Linked DNA regions of Homo sapiens: region 1 is linked to region 2. A link is a loop called in an ENCODE intact Hi-C map of the cell type or tissue named here. Cell type or tissue: ovary. All regions are shown on one strand. Links, peaks and the distances in the headings refer to the core of each region. The heading gives the core; the rest is flanking DNA.

Evidence for each region. Peaks named below come from ENCODE experiments on the same cell type or tissue, not always from the same donor. Only the 100,000 strongest peaks of a DNase experiment are listed, where the experiment ranks them.
Region 1: a loop joins it to region 2, with 4 times the contacts of the local background. A loop is called at or near these places in 3 of 110 quality-filtered maps.

Annotation. Positions count from the first base shown.
Region 1 is chr16:11,053,040-11,061,367 of GRCh38, reverse strand. CLEC16A (C-type lectin domain containing 16A) reads right to left here. Exons shown (of 24, transcript NM_015226.3): 19 at 346-466. Among named protein-coding and RNA genes, the nearest start is that of CLEC16A, 110 kb to the right of the region's middle. In ovary, for the core only: no CTCF peak of the experiment used is centred there; no DNase peak of the experiment used is centred there; H3K27ac peaks cover 1,672 bases.
Region 2 is chr16:11,103,207-11,111,534 of GRCh38, reverse strand. All of the region lies in intron 19 of CLEC16A (C-type lectin domain containing 16A), which reads right to left. Among named protein-coding and RNA genes, the nearest start is that of SOCS1, 150 kb to the left of the region's middle. RefSeq lists enhancers at 6,044-6,183, 6,534-6,583. In ovary, for the core only: no CTCF peak of the experiment used is centred there; no DNase peak of the experiment used is centred there.

The DNA.
Region 1 (8,328 bases), core at 187-8,186, 50 kb after region 2:
TGCTTAATATATAAAACCAACCAAACCGATGCCACTATGTTTATAGGGAGGACAGGAACCCTGGAGTTTGTTCACCCTTGCTTGAGCCTCCAGGTGCTCTGCAGAGACTTTTTAGAGAACCAGCTGTGTGAAAGCAGAACCCTCAAACTGATCTCAGAGAACCCAGGGGCCTTTTCTTCAAAACCTGCATGGGACATGCACACCGCTGGCTCAAGGTCACAGCTCAATAATAGTACAAAATGTAGGTTGCACACTGACCCTCCCAGTGGCGTGTGAATCAGCAGAGTGGTGTCCCATGTCCCATGTCCCCCAGCCCCCTGCTGTGACTCAGAGCAGCCAACTCACTCAGATCCAGGACATCATCAGTCTTGATCAGGTCCTCCTCCCGAGTCAGCGGCAACTGTGTCTCAGGCTCCCCTCGCAATTGCAGTGACAGGGAACGCAGCATGAAGAACACCCGGATGGCCTGGACCAACAGTTCAGAGAGCAGAGAAGAGTGAGATTGCAGAGTCATTTCAGTGAGATGCCCCACACCCAGAAATGACACCATGACTCTCTATTAAAAAAGAAAGAAACGCAATAAAGCCCACCTCTTCGGGTGTTTTGATTCTGGTACGTGCTTTTATAACAAGACAGAAAAAAAAAAATCAAAGGGGGAGTAGCCTGTTTTCAGTTATTCACAGGTTCAGGTTTGGGTTACTTTACCTGAACTGAGCACCCGTCATCTGCCAGGACCTTGTCCCCAAGTATCAGGTGACCTTCATAATAATCCCTGCCCAGCAGTCAGCCCCATTTCACAGACCGGGCAGCTGAGACCTAAGAAGGTGAAGTGACCTGCCCAGGCCATGCTTCCAGCAAGGGCTAGACCCTGAGTCTGTCTGTCCCAACCAAACCAGCATGGGCTCTGGAAAACCCAATCACTCCAAAAGCATTTCAAGGTACTACCTACTGAATACGGGGGTGGGGCAGACAGAAGAGGGTGAAATGAAATGCCTGTGGGCTGCAGGGCCTGAGACCTGAGGAAAATCCTACCCTGGGTGAGTCTCTTCAACTCCCGCTCCCTTGGTCTTACGACAGGGGGTGTGCTGCTGACGGGGCAGAGACCTCGCACCTAGCAGGTGGGCAGTGACCTTGGTTCCCTGAATGCCCCTCAGGCTTTCCCTGCCAGCAGACCAGGGGCACAGGTGGATCCACCAGCACAGGGATTCCTGGCCCATAGAAGTGGTGTCTGGTCAGAATTGTGTGGCCACCAGGTACTTTCAGAGAGCAGAAACAAAGCAGAGTCCCAGCAGTCGGAGCCGTGTGTGCAGAAAGCAGCCTCCAGCCCCAGGACAGGCTTGCCCACCAACCAGAGCAAGGAAGCAGAGGGGCAGTCCACAGAAAAGGCCACCTGCAGGCCTCTCTCCCTGAGGCACAGCTGCTGGGCCTGACTGAGGGTGCAGTGCCCCATGGGGACAGCTCCAGAGTCAGACACATGAGGTCTACATCAGATTCCCAGTTCCACTAGGCTGGGCAAGTCCCCTGACTTCTGTGAGCTTCCTTTTCCTCATCTGTAAAATGGGCATGATAGCTCGCATGCCTGCTAGGAGGTTCTGAGATAACGCAGGAGGGAAAGCAGCCAGCACAGTGGGGTTGGGGGGACAAACCACTGTCACCACTAGGGAGCTGCAAAGGCGAATCCCAGTGCGCCTTTGGGTCTTCTTGTTTATGGCTCTGAAGGCTGCAGTCTGGACCTAGGTGAGGGGAGGTGCCCTCTATACAGCAGTGTGCCTCCCAAAACTAGAAAGGGGCCAAATTACTGTCTGCAAAGAGGTGCACTCACACTGCCTCCTCATACCCCAGGCAATGAGGAGCTGGTCAGCCTGCTTACACCCAGTGCTGCCTTGCGCCCTAACCAGTGGGAGACCTTGGAGCAACTTCCTAATGTTGGAACTGGAAGAGCAATCCTATCTCCTGGCCCTATGCTAAGGTAGTGCAGTCCTCTGTAAACCAGAAAGCACTGGAGAAAGATCAGCTCTTAAGTTATAATGATGATGATGGTGGTGGTAGCATTCGTATCTGATTGTCAACAGTTTTTAAAAGTACAGTCTTCATAAAGACATCTCTAACAATTGGGAGAAAAAGAAGTGTAGTTCCATTAAAAAATTCAAAAGAACTTCTATTTTTTAAGCACTTACGGGGTGGCAGGAACTGTGGGCACCTTATTGTAACTTGAAGATTTTATGGAGGAAGAAACAGAGCTGAGAGGGGCAGAGTTATTTCAGCTCACACACCTGCTAAGTGGCTGAGCTGGGTGTGAACTCAGGAATGTATGACATGTGTGTCACTTAACCAAGTGCACCAGGAAACTTAAACATCCATGGCAGTCCAAGTACAGAAAGCCCAAGACGTGGGTGGTCACTTGAAATATTTGGCAGCTTGAGCTCTCAAATAAGGAGTCATGACCATGAGGATGAGAAAGAAAGGAAACGGCCCATCACAGCCAGGTCCAAGTCAAGGAGACGCTCATTTCTGTGCCCAAACGCCTGTTCCTCTTGGGGTTTTGAAGGCAAATAACTCATGCAGGACCAGAGCAGGTGGGTAAGAAAACAGAAACGTGTGGCTTTCTGCAGCCCACCACTCTGAAAAACTGTAACCTTTCAATAAATACTTTAAAAGTTCAGAATTTGGCTCCCAATATAGGCCAATATCTGCTTTTGCCTTGCAAACAACACATGGATAATAACAATCATCATCATAAATATAAAATAGAATATAATACACATACAGTCAGCTCTCTGTATCCATGGGTTCCATATCTGTGGATTCAACCAACTGTAGATCAAAAATATTAAAAAAAAAAAGGGTTGCATCTGTACTCAACTTGTACAGACTTTTTTCCTTATTATTCCCTAATCAATACAGTATAACAAACTATTTACATAGCATTTACATTGTACTCAGTATCATAAGTAATCTAGAGACGATTTAAAGTCTACAGGAGGATGTGCATAGGTTATATGCAAACACTACGCCGTTTATATAAGGGACTTGAGCATCTGTGGATTTTGGTATCCTTGGGGGAGCCCTAGAACCAATTCCCCATGGATACCGAGGGATGACTGTATAATAAAATCTCTCAATGTTTTTCCTGGTTCCTGCCCCAACTCCTAAGAGAAGGAAGGACACATGAGAAGCCATGTCCATGAATCTGAGGCGGGCCGATTCCCACAGGGCGGGGAGCTCCACTCGAGGCAAAACCTGGGCTCCCATGGGGGTAGGGGGGTTATAAGGGCCTGGTAGGCACATTGGGCAGCCCCACAACTCTGTAAATTCACAAAAGAAAGCTAAAATATGAGCATAAGAGCCATAAAATTCACCCCACCACACCCAAAACAATAAGCACTCTCTTGATTCCCCATGGCCTGCCGCATACTATGCCAGCTGTACGGGGTTGTCTCATCTAAGCTTTTAATGACTCTGCATGGTTCCTATTTTACAGATGGGGAAACCAAAGCTGAGCAATGACAGGCAGCCTGCCCAAGGTCAGTTAGTGAATAACTAGATTCCAAGCTCTGTGTTCTTCCAACCACACTCCTTGACCTCCAAAAGATTTAAGGCTTGGGACCCAGGGTTTTATTGAGCGCTTTTCTTTGCTAAATAAAGACGCAAATTTAAAAGTATTATTAAAAAGGAAAAATAAATTATTATTCTTTCAGATTCTTCCATAGAATATCAGGAAGGACTGACCCAGGAAGAACAGGTTAGATTTTGAAAAGGATGACAGCTGACCAAGCTCAAATATAAAGAGATTGCTCCAGTTTCTTTGCTTCAATGAGTCTGGAAGCAAATTCTGGCAAACTCAATGTCACCGGGGAATCAGTCCAATGAGCAGGGGAAGGTGGGTGGCTCTGTAGTCAGACACACTGTGGCTCAAGCTGGGGCTTGGTAATCACGTGACGTGCCCAAGCCCAGGCTTGTGTTCTGGAAATGGGGCACCCACCGTGCAGGTACAACGGGATGGCACCGGTGATGTGCTGAGCCCACGAGCTGGCCTGGAACAAAGGCTCGGTTTTCACCCTCCTGCTTCCTTGCTGCATGTGCAAGCTGCCTAGTTTAGGCGACAGTCACTCAAGTTAGAAGCCCACTGAGGCCATGTAGCTGTGAAAGTCAGTCATTCTTAAAAGAGGGCCGAAGCAGTTTAATGTGGGCACAACCCATCGGGAAAGCAATTTGGCAATATGCAGAGGGTCATGAAAAAAACACATTCATACCCTTTGAACCAGAAATTCCGCTTCTGGGAACTTATCCTAAAGAAATAATTCAAAAGAAAGAAAAACACTGTATTCATGAAGCTGCTCATTATAGTTTAGTTGAAAATAATGTAATACTGGAAGCAACGAAAATGTCTACTTGCAAGAAAATGCCAGATGAACCTTTATGAGGCCATAAGAAATGAGACTTATTTAAACTGTGACAACATGAAAAACTTCTTGTGCTACGACGAAAAGAAAGAAAAAGAAGGGATGAAAGCAAGACCACAGTACACTCTTTTTACAGACAAAGATAGGAGGAGCACAAAAGATGTCTAAGTATTGTTTGTTTAGGGTGATGAAATCATGGGAAAGACTGTTCCCTTTACTTTTGAAACTGCATGAGATGTTATTGTATTTTCTTTAATGTATAATACACATCGAAAAAATAAAGCAAAATATTCTATTTCCTCAAGGCCAATAGTGATAAACACAAAAACTGCTTGTGGTTTTACAAAGGAACAGGGAAACAATGTGGGGACAAATAAAACCTCGTGCAAATATGGGTGTTTCATAACCGCTTCCAAGATGACTATATACAGATGGCTAGTGGCTTAAACTTGGATTTTGATATTCACCAAAAAATCCTATTCCTAACTCTCTTTTCTCTGGCATTAAGCTTTGGTAGATTTAGATCATGAAAGACCCTATTTCTTTCCCACCTTACATACTAGACTGCTCCATCTCTGTTCAGACAATGCTTCCTGAGCACTTACTGTCTGCCAGGCCCTGGGCTTGTCACTTCACAGCCACACTCGTCTACTCTGGGCAACAGCTGAGAGGCAAGACCCACGAGGGACCTGAGGTTCCGGGAGGGTGAGTGGCTCGCTCAAGCTCATGCAGCTGGAGTTGGGATTTGACCCGTGGTTGGTCTGACTGACACCACTGTTTTCCTTCTTCACTGCTTCTCTCAGGTCCCCCTACATGTGGGATGGATCCAGCCTAAGCCCAAAGTTCTGCTCCAATGTTCTCACTGGACCCCAACAGCTCCAGTGACCTTCATTTCAACATGAATTTCCCTTCTCAGCTGGCATGGCTCAGTGGACCCCTTGCTGTTTTGGTCTTATTTTATATTATTTGCTCATCATTCTTGTCTTGCATCTTACTCAGAGCCTGACACCTAGAATATGTTCAACAACTATGTTGAAAGAAAGAATAAGTGATGTGGTTTTTAAAATGCAAGAGAGGGCTGGGCATGGTGGCTCACGCCTGTAATCCCAGCACCATGGGAGGCCGAGGCAGGTGGATCACCTGAGTTCAGGAGTTTGGGAGCAGCCTGGCCAACAGACTGGGGAAACCCAGTCTCTACTAAAAATACAAAAAAAATTAAAAAATCAGCTGGACGTGGTGGCTCATGCTACTGTAGAGGCTGAGGCAGGAGAATCACTTGAACCTAGGAGGAGCAGGTTGCAGTGAGCCGAGATCATGCCACTGCACTCCAGCATGGGTGACAGACTGAGACTCGTCTCAAAAAAAAAAAAAAAAAAAAAAAAAAAAAAAGCAAGAGGGAAAACGGCGTTATCGTGAGATGCCTCCCCACGGCCTGCAAAGCGCTACCACCATCCTCTCCTGTAGCTGCGCTCCTGCCCCTCCCTCACTTAACTATGCTCCTTGAACATGCCACACTTGGTGGCATCTCAGGGACTGGATGTGTGCTGTTCCCTGTTTGGAAAGTGCCTCCTTTATCACTTTAACCTTCCTGGCTCCTCCTCATGCTCCAGGTTTCAGCTCAGATGTCAACTCTGCAGAGAAGCTCTTCCGATCACTCTATCTGCAGGAGGAGCGCTCCTCAGCCCCTGGCTATGGCATGCTGTTTCTTTCCTCCAGAGCTCTGACTGTGAGTTGATACCCAACCTGCTATTCTCTTACTTGTTAATAAACTTTACCTCACTAGGTAAAAAGAGCGGTCCAGAAGGCAGGGATGTGTGCTCACTCATTTCTTCACCCCCAAGGCTAACACAGTATTTGGCACATAGCAAGAATCTAGCAGCTCTTTGATGAATCTATGAATATTTAGGAATGATTTGCCAGGAGAATTGTTTGAACCTCTTTGACAAGTCCTTAAGGAAAATAAAGGATGGAGTTTCTAAAAAGGATCAGCCTCCTTTAAAAAGTCTACTTGGTGGAAAAAAAAAAAAAAAAAGAAAGAAAACCTTTGAATCCAAAGGGGTAGCTTGGAATGTTCTTTGGATACAAGCAAAAAACTTGAAACGAACCACATAAGCCCTCAATTGCTTGCTAAACCATGTAACTTCCTTTAGCTCAGATTCAAAGCACATTGGTGTGTTCTGATTTCTGAAGTGGGCTTGAAGAGCTAAGCTTCTGGATGATTCTAGATGGCTACCTTGCAACAGGAACCGTAGTGAGATGAGTGGCCAAAGCCACCCTTCAGAAAGAAATTATTAAAGTCACAAAGGAAGCTTTTCTAAAGTGGATGCCTTGGCTTTGAGGTAGCCTGGCCTCTTTTATATCATTCTGCTACCCAGGGACCCTGGGAGGACTTGAGAGTTGCTTTTGGAAACTTGTCAGACAGGCAAAGAGACTCTAGAGAAGCTGAGATATTCTCTATCTGTGCTTCAGCCAGCCACTCGGGTTGTGCATCCTATCCAGGACAAGGGAGGTGGGCAGCACAGCCCTGGGAACCTGCAACTCTGTGACATGTGAGGGGCAAAAAGACTATCATCGAGACCTGCCATTGGCTTGCTGCCGAGTCCTCACGATAACTCTGGAAAGGCAGGCACATTTTACTTGACAGATGGAGACAGCAGCTCAGAGTAGACAAGAAGCAACCTCCCTTCTGCCACATGCCTGACAAACTGGCCCCTGCATTTCTCCCATCTCTCGCCTGTGGATCAGGACCATCTGCCCCAGCCCAGCAGGGCATGAGGTCATGAAACTGTGTTAAGAGGTGACAGCCAAGGTTCTCAAGGGGCTCCAAGGCTCCCGTGATCTGGCTCCTGCCAGCACCCCCAGCCTCATCACATCCTCCTGTGGGCTCCAGCTGCAATCACTGCCGTGTTGGTGCCAGAATGTGCCACCTGTCTCTGGGCCTATGCCTCCCTATCTGATGCCTGTCCCACTTCCTGCTCCAGGTGGGATTAGTGACCTGACCTAATGCTGCTTGAATAATGGCCTGAGCCACATGACCTGCCACTGTCTCTTCCCACTTTGACCTCTAAGGCTCTGATTTCTTCAGGACTGGGGCTGTGTTTTTGCTGTCCCAGTGTCCTGAGCAGAGCCAGCAGATCTCAAGAAGGCAGTGTGGGAAGCAGTGGATCAGAATGCCTAAGAGTCTAGGTTCTGGGGGCCACATTGCCTGGGCTGACTTGTGGCTCAGCTACTCACTAGCTGGGTGACCTTGAGCAAATCACCAGACCTCTCCATGCATCAATTTCTTCCCCTGTGGACAGGGCGTGGTGGTTCACATCTGTAATCCTAGCACTTTGAGAGGCCGAGGTGGGCGGATCGCTTGGGTCCAGGAGTTCAAGACCAGCCTGGGTAACATGGCAAAACCCCATTTCTACAAAAAATACAAAAATTAGCCGAGTGTGGTGGCACACACCTGTAATCCCAGCTACCCAGGAGGCTGAGGTGGGAGGATTGCTTGACCCCAGGGGGCAGAGTGTGTTGCAGTGAGCCAAGATGGCACCACTGCACTCCAACCTGGGTGACAGAGCAGGACCCTGTCTAAAAAAAAAAAAAATTCTTCCTCTGTAAAATGGGGATAATAATAGTGCCAATCTCCTAGGATGGTTATAGAATTTAATGAGGAAATTCACATAAAGAACTGATTTGAATTGATCTACTTCATAACAGAGGCTATGTGTTCATAGAAGTGGTAAGAAAAACCCTGATGAACTGTGAACCAAAAGAAGGTAGAGTGTGGGCTGGGTGTGGTGGTACATGTCTGTAATTTCAGCACTTTGGGAGGCCAAGGCAGGAGGATGGCTTGAGGCCAGGAGTTCAAGGCTAACTTGGGTAACTTAGCAAGACTTCATCTCTATAAAACATCTAAAAATTAGCTAGGTGTGGTAGC
Region 2 (8,328 bases), core at 127-8,126:
ATCAAGTGGTGGGGTCTACCCTTCTCCTTGAACCTGAGTGGGCCTCAGTGATTGTCTAGACCAAAAGAGTACCAATGGAAGTGATGCTTTGTGATTTCTGAGGCAAAGTCATAAAAATGCTCTTGGAACCTATCCACCATGTTGTGAGGAAGCCCAAGTAGCCATGGAGACACCCACAGAGAGAAACCAAGGTCCAGGCCCACAGCCAGCTCCCAGTCTATACACGCCAGCTGATGCCATGTGGAGCAGAGTTATTCCCATTGAGCCCTGGGCAAATTATACATTTGCTAGCAAAATGAATTCCCATAGTTGTTTTAAGCCATGAAGTTAATATATGTGGTTGGTTACTCAGCAATAGATAATTGTGATGGTAATTTAATTTAGTGCTACATCCAGGCACATCTAAAATTCTAAAATTCTTTCAGTACCACCAAGAAGCTACATGCTGCATCTCAGAAGACTGGCCTAGAGAAACAACTCAGGATTGGCTGTTTTGGGGACCTTGGAAGATCCTGCAAGTATTTAGCAGAATGAAGGGAAACTAGCACAACCATTTCCCAACACAACTTTAAGATGCTGGGAAGGAAGAGGAGAAAAGGAAAAAGCATGAAAGAAAAAGCATGCTGTTACCATGAAGAGCAGTATCACGGCAACTTGAGCTTTAGCACTGTGCAGACTGGGTTTAAAGCCCAGCTCTGCCAGTTATTAAACTGTGTGACCCTGGGCCGATCACCTCCCTTTTCTGAGTCTCAGGTTTCTGCCTTATAAGAAGAACACTTAACCACCTGCAGGACTGCCCAGGGTATCTGGGAGGGGCATGGGGCTGTGCCCAGCATGCATCACAGAGGCAAGCTATGGTGGTCATTGTCAGAAGTGGTCCTAGTGTTCTCCCAGCACAAGTCAAATTGCTCGGAAGTGCCATGACATTTCTGGAGCCATGACTCTCTCGTTGGAACCCTTCTGCCTAAGGTACTCATGTTTTCTGAATGCAAACTCTTGACTAAATGAGTCTCTTCAGAGGGAGAAAATGAATCATGGTTTTCGGTTGTTTTTCAGAATTCCCGTAAGGTCATGGAATATGCAAGATACACAGGCCCCCCGGGCTCTGCAGTGAGGCCTCCCCTGACCCCTCATCCCTGGCTGCTCCCCCAGTCCCTCTCTACATTTCCCTAATCCCCAGCCCCATCCCAGTGCCTGTCATTCTTGACTGTGTTGAAGCATCCCTGTCCAGACTGTAAGCTCCCAAAACAAGGGGTCCTGACCAGTATCACTAGCTGCTGTACCCTCTGGAGGGGGTCTGGGCAATGGCTGGTGCTGAAGAAGTATTTGTGGATGGGATGGAAGGAAGCTAATGTCTTTTGGTGCTCCCACTTGGAGGCCAGGGACTGCTCAATCAACTGTTCTTTTAGCTCCTGGGCTGAAGCCTTCCCCTACAGCCCCCTCTGACAGGCTGTAGCCCATTACTGAGCGATAAATGGGGCTGACTGACTTTTGCTGTATTTTAATAATCCCTTCACAATAAAATACGGATGCCAATCCATAATTTAATTCTTAGCATTGGTGGCTCCAGCTGCATTTAGAATGCAAGTCTTTTTCCTTACAGGGGGATATCCAGGCCAGCAGAATTCCAAGGCTTTGAAATCCAACAGCCTGTTTTAGGCTACGGCTGGAGTTTAAATTAGCAGTTCAGTAAACATTAGCAAATCTTTCAAGCACGTGTGGTTAATCAGAGGTCAGGAGGGGCTGAGGAACAGGGAACACTGATCCCTTGAGGGAAAGGCAGGCTCACCCTGGAATTCCAAGAGCAGGGCCCACAGCTGATAGGACACCTGGAGGGCCCGTGGCTGCACGTGTGAGGGAGGGGCTGTGGTCTTGGCCCCTCCACACACCCATCCAGCCTGACTTGTTTCTATTCCCGAGTCTGCGCTGGTACCAGGGATTAGTGAGGGGGAACTGCAGTGGCCTGTGGGTGGTGCAGGGAGGGCAAAAAACACTGAGCATTGCTGGCTTTCACCGGAGTTGGGGATGCAGCACCATTCCAGGCTTTGGTTCTCTAAAGCCATGTACTGAAAGATTATCAGGGCTGAGTGAGGTGGCTCATACCTGTAATCCCATTACTTTGGGAGGCCAAGGCGGGAGGATTACTTGAGCCCAGGAGCTCAAGACCAGACTGGGCAACATAGCAAGACCTCGTCTTTACAAATAATAAAAAAATTAGCTGGGTGTGGTGGTGCACACCTGTGGTCCCAGGCTGAGGTGGGAGGATAGCTTGAGCCTGGAGTTCCAGGTTGCACTGGGTCATGATCGCACCACTGCACCACTGCCTGGGTGACAGAGTGAGACTCCATCTAATAAAAAAAAAAAAGTCAGGGCTGTTTTGAATCAAGGCCCCTGCTCCCAGTTTTTTTTTTTTTTTTTTTTTTTTTGAGACAGTCTCACTCTGTCGCCCAGGCTGGAGTGCAGTGGCGCGATCTCAGCTCACTGCAAGCTCCGCCTCCCGGGTTCATGCCATTCTCCTGCCTCAGCCTCCCGAGTAACTGGGACTACAGGCGCCCGCCACCACGCCTGGCTAATTTGTTTGTATTTTTAGTAGAGATGGGGTTTCACCATGTTAGCCAGGATGGTCTCGATCTCCTGACCTCGTGATCCGCCCGCCTCGGCCTCCCAAAGTGCTGGGATTACAGGCATGAGCCACCGCGCCCGGCCCAGTAGTTTCATCAATGACAATGGCTGCTGGCACCAAGACCAACCTTTATAAAGTGCTTTTATATGCCAAGCCCCAACTTTCCACTTGACATGGTCCCAGATCCTATGAGGTGGCCACAAACTGCAGCAGGACAAGTGACTTCCCCAATGACACAAACTGATGAGTGACATATGTGGCTGAGGGATGCAGCCAGATGGCCATGTGAACTTCACACTCTCCTGAACAAGCTGATCAAAACCTGGCATTCCAGTCCCCTGGCTGAGGCCAGAGAGAGCACTCATCTGCCTCACAGCCTGGTGCCCCCTCTACCTGGGCTAGCTGCAGAGGGTGGGTGGGAGATGTTGGCTGGTTCTGGCAAGGAGACAGTCAAATGATGTGAGCTCTCAACAGGCAAGCCCTGAGGGTTTAACTCCCTGGTGGCCAAGGATCTGAAGCCACCTCCATGCTCCTGGACTGCCTTGGCAAGGTCCCCCTTTCACAGGGCACTTGGTGGCCCCTTCGAGCAGGAGACCTAGTTCCTTCTTTGGCTTAGGAAATGCTGTCTCTCTTCTACCCTTGAGAGTTTCTCTTCCTGGCATGCAGGAGAGACTGAAGCTGGGTGTCCGCCCCTTGGGCTCTTTTCAGATGCTAGAATCCATCAGTTAGCAAGACCAGTCAGCAGCCTGCCCTCATGGTGCTTCAGACCAGCAGAAGGATGGCTACCCTTCCAAGCTGCTGGACACTTGGGGAATCAGCCTCTGTGGGATGGAGACGGTTCTTTGTGGCACAGAATTACATTGGTGACTTGAGGGAAAATCAGCCTCGCATGCCTCCCTGATGACAGAATGCAGCTGCAGGAGGGGCCTTGGCCACCATACTGCACTGCTGGGGAGTACCTGGTGAGTCACGGCTCAGTGCGGGGTGGAGGGGAGAGGAAGCCTAAGTGGTCCGAGGGGTCAATCAACAGCCCAGGAGGACAGTGCAATGCATCTCTCCCAGGTCACCACCCTGTCAGAATCCACTGAAAACTGAAAACAGCAGCCATTCTGGGGCATAAACAAATCACGTTTCCTTGGGAGCTAACTTGAGTGCTTTGAAAAGGAAGCCAGTGCTGATTCCAGTGTAAGCCCAGCAGAGCTGGAGTGACAAGGAACTGGGCCCTGGTAAATTCTACAGATCACCTGAAAGAGGCAGAACAGCATGGTAGGACACCTGGACCTTCCTGAGCCTCGACTCACTCCGGTGGGGGACTTCATAATCCAGGACACTTTCAAGACAAAAGAAGGGCTGAGACTGTTCCCACCGAGGGTGTGAACTAGCACACTCAATTAGGTTGGCTGCTTCTCCTGACAGTCAAATCAATCCTTTGAAGAAAATTAAGTAACCATTTCTCCATCAACCCAGCAACAGCTTATGGGTTATTTGCTGCAAGTAGCAATCAATTACTTTTTCTTCTTTGTGGCTCCCTAAAGCATTCCTTCCCAGCATGAAAAGGGGGCAGTTGTGAAGTGTGATATTTCCTGGACAGAGAGTGGGTCTTGGCACCTTTCTACTGCCAGGCCTATAAGCCGCACCCTCTAACATGAAGAGGAAAAAAAAAAATGTACTGGTGGCATTTCTGGGATTTGTAAAGGAAACCAGCAATGAGGTATGTAGATAATGGGGTATTTGTTGAAATTCAGTTACCCGGGGAAACTGGGACCTACTGCTTGGTTTTAAGGTTTGAGCTGTTCACTGGGCGTCCCACTACAGGTGCCACACTGATGTCCGGGCCTCTGCCGCCTCTCCACACCCCTCTGCCCACACCACCAAGAGTAACCGGCAGAGCACTGTTAAGAAAACTCTTGTGTTCTCCTAACACATTCCAGCTCCACTTCCCCACCAAGAAGCACAGGTCTGAATGCAGGGGAAGCTGTGCAGGGCAACAGTCCCAAGCCGGGCCTGGGCCAAGTGCCTGGAGTTGAGTGGTAACTCTGCCACCTTCCAGCTGTGGTGACCCTGGGCATGTGACTTTGCTTCAGTTGTCTCATCTATAGGCGGGGGGTAATAAAATAATTTTATAGCTCTACTTCATGATATGCAAGCTGGAGTATTTGGGGAGAAGGGTACTGAGGCCTGCAATTTACTTTGAAATAAATTTTTAAAAAGATTCACTTCCTCACCTCTAAGGAAAAGTATCTTAAAAAAAAAAAGAAGAGAAGCCAGGTGTGGTGGCATGCAACTATAGTCCCACAACTCAGGAGGCTGAGGCAGGAGGATTGCTTGAGGCCAGGAGTTTGAGGCTACAGCACTAAGACTAAGCCTGTAAACTCCAGCTTGGTTAACATAGCCAGAGCTATTCTCGCCTGGGAAACATAGCAATACCCCATCTAAAAAAAAAAAAAAAAAAAAATTGGGCTGGGTGTGGTGGCTCACACCTGTAATCCTAGCTGCTTCGGAGGCCGAAGTGGGAAGCTCACTCGGGCCCAGGAGTTCGAGGCTGCAGTGAGCTATGATCAAAACACTGCACTCCAGCCTGGGTGAGAGAGACTCTAACTCTCCCCCACAAAAAAGTTTGGTGGATAAAGTAGATACGTGATAAGACAAGTAGACAAGTATGAGGGTGTTCACTATACAATTCTTTCAACTTGGTTGTATGCTTGGAAGGTTTCAAAATAAAATTTTTTGGGGAAAAATGGACTTCCTAGCATTGTTGTGAAGTTCAGGCAAATTACAACAGATTTGACACAAGGTGACTGGTCAGTATGCAGAATCTGCACTCAAATTATTAGTTTTCTGGCCTCCTTTATATCACTTTTGTGTGATGACTACAGGATCCTATCATTGTGAAGATCCATTTTGTTCCCAAGTTGAATAGCAAGGATTTGAATGGAAAGAGTTTGGATGGAGCCCTCTGTAGGACTCTTTCCAGAATCTCTTAACTCTGCAGAATCTTCATGTCTCCCAGCACACTCAGGGCCACTGAGGACACTGTATCAATGCTCACTTTACAGATAGAGGTGGATAAATCTGTCACTGGCTCACTCAGCAACTATCTGAGCAGTGGCTGTGTGAAGGGTTGGCTGTCTTTGTGACTGGTACACGGCCCAGGAGCAATAACTAACTGAAAGTGCCATTTTCAGGCAGGGAGCTGAAGGCTTGGGGAGGCTGGGTGCCTCAATCTCAGGTACCCACAGGCTGGGGGAAGTGCTAGCTTTGGGCTCAGCTCTGTCTGCTTCCAAAGGTGGGGTTTTCCACAGCTACTTCCTTTCTCTCAGTATGAAAGGCACATGCCATGTCTAGTAAAATGAGGTGACTGGTTTTCACAGTGGCCAGGAAAACCAGTTGTGTGTCTTCATCTTTCCCCCGTGTCAAATTTTAAGACTCTTCTTGGGAGAATGGAGGATGAGAATTTTACCCTCCTTGTTCCCATGTGTCCAGAACATGTATGGGGGCAGCCTCTCTGACTGCTGAAGTCTACTTAAGGATGAGCAACTTGCAAAAGCTTCACTCCTTGTTCCTCTTCTTCAATACGTGCAGTTCACAGCTTGACAACTTGGTGAAAACACAATTACCAGAAACCGAGTCCAAGGGAGCAGCAGTTCCAAGTACAGTCTGGCATATCCCCTTATCAAGTGACACCCAGCTGCCAGAGACACGATCTCATCTTACAATGCATCGGTGACCACACTTATCTCTGCTCTCGGAATGCCACATTTGCATAGTACATTGCATAATTTCCTCTCTGAAAATGGCCCTGTTTAGCATGAGTAAATAAAATTGCCTAACTCTGTGAGGCAGCCAAATGGAATACTTGAGATTTCCAAGAAAAGATCTGAATACTTAAGCTCATTATGCAGCCAGATAAAGTCACATGGAATCTAGGTTCACACAGCTCCTCTTCCCCGCTGTTCAGCAGCCCAGCAGCCCAGGAACAAGGGTATCCTGGTCTTCGGAAGCCCTCTGTGATGGCTCTGCTCTGGACCTTCCACAGGATGTGGTCAGGGTCTCTCTACCCCATTTGTGCCTAGGGCTATGGGGCTACTGTGTGTCGGGTACTGGGCTACAGGGATGAAGAAGGCAGATGCATCCTTACACTGGGTGACCCTTCAGAGGCTGTTTCCTTATCTGAAAAATGAGGACACCCCTACTTTGTAGGAATGCTGTTGGGAACAAGTAAGCTGGGGTGCAGAGAGGGCTTGTGATTTTTCTCCACCTTCGTGGTATGGGCCCACCTCTCCTTCCTCCCTCTGGAGAGAAGTTCTTGAAGATGGGGCTACATCTTCTCTTTCCCTTGGATTTCCTCTGTAAGGCACCTCATCAGAAAAGTACACAAGGGTATTCCAGAGAGCAGATCCTGGCCCAGGGTATTCTCCTTCCTTAGGGGGTGAGGTCCCCAGGCAGAGGACATAGTCTAGAGAATATGTTAAAACCTCTGGGATATGCTGGGTGTGGTGGCATATACCTGTAATCCCATCCTTTGGGAGGCTGAGGTGGGAGGATTGCTTGAGCTCAGAGTTTGAAAACAGCCTGGGCAATATAGTGAGACCCCATCTCTATGACTCCTAGGGAGATAATTTTAATAAAAAAAAAATTAGCTGGGTATGGTGGCACATGGCTGTAGTCCCAGGTACTTGGAAGGCTGAGGCAGGAGGACTGCTTGAGCCCAGGAGGCAGAGGTTGCAGTAAGCTGAGATTGTACCACTGTACTCCAGCCTGGGCGACAGAGTGAGACCTTGTCTCAAAAAAACCCCCCAAAACAAAACTCACCTCTGGGATCTATATTACTAACACTGCTAGAGAAGGCATCTGTGGGTGCCACACACATCTGTGGGGGATCCTGGTACCCACAGATGCTGGCCAGACCTCAAGGAGCTCTTCTGGTCAAATGGATCTGAGCCTGGCATTCAAGGCTCTTCTAAGCAAGGAGGCATTCTCTCCTGCTAACATCCAACCCAGATTCTCCTCCGACATAGGCCAGTTGTGGGGAAGAAAAGGCTTCATAGATGGAACCGGTACACCCATTCATCACTGCCTCAGACTTTTCATTCAAACATTTCTGGGGGTGCTGGACTCTGCTTGGCAAAGAGGACCACAGAGATGGGTAAGACTTGTCCCTCAGGGGTTCCTGTCTAGCATGGGAGCCCAAAGAAGTGACAATTACATGCCATGGGACAAGAGCCACAGCAGGGGAAGACCAGGAGGATGTAGACTGCTGGAAGACAGGCCATGACACAGCCCAAGGGTCAGAGAAGGCTTCTTGCAGGAGGTGATTTATTTTTATTTTTTTGAGACGGAGTTTTGTTGTGTTGCCCAGGCTGGAGTGCAATGGCGCATTCCTGGCTTATTGCAACCTCCACCTGCCAGGTTCAAGTGATTCCCCTGTGTCAGCCACCTGAGTAGCTAGGACAACAGGCATGCGCCACCACGCCTGGCTAATTTTTGTATTTTCAGTAGAGACAGGGTTTCACCATGTTGGCCAGGCTGGTCTCAAACCCCTGATCTCAGGTGATCCGCCCACCTCAGCCTCCCAAAGTGCTGGGATTACAGGAGTGAGCCCTGTGCCCAGTCAGGAGGTAATGTTTTAAATTGATCTTGAAAGAAGCCCAGCAATGGGCCAAGCAGAGGTGGAGAGCAGCGCCACTGGGCCTCTCTGGGGGGAC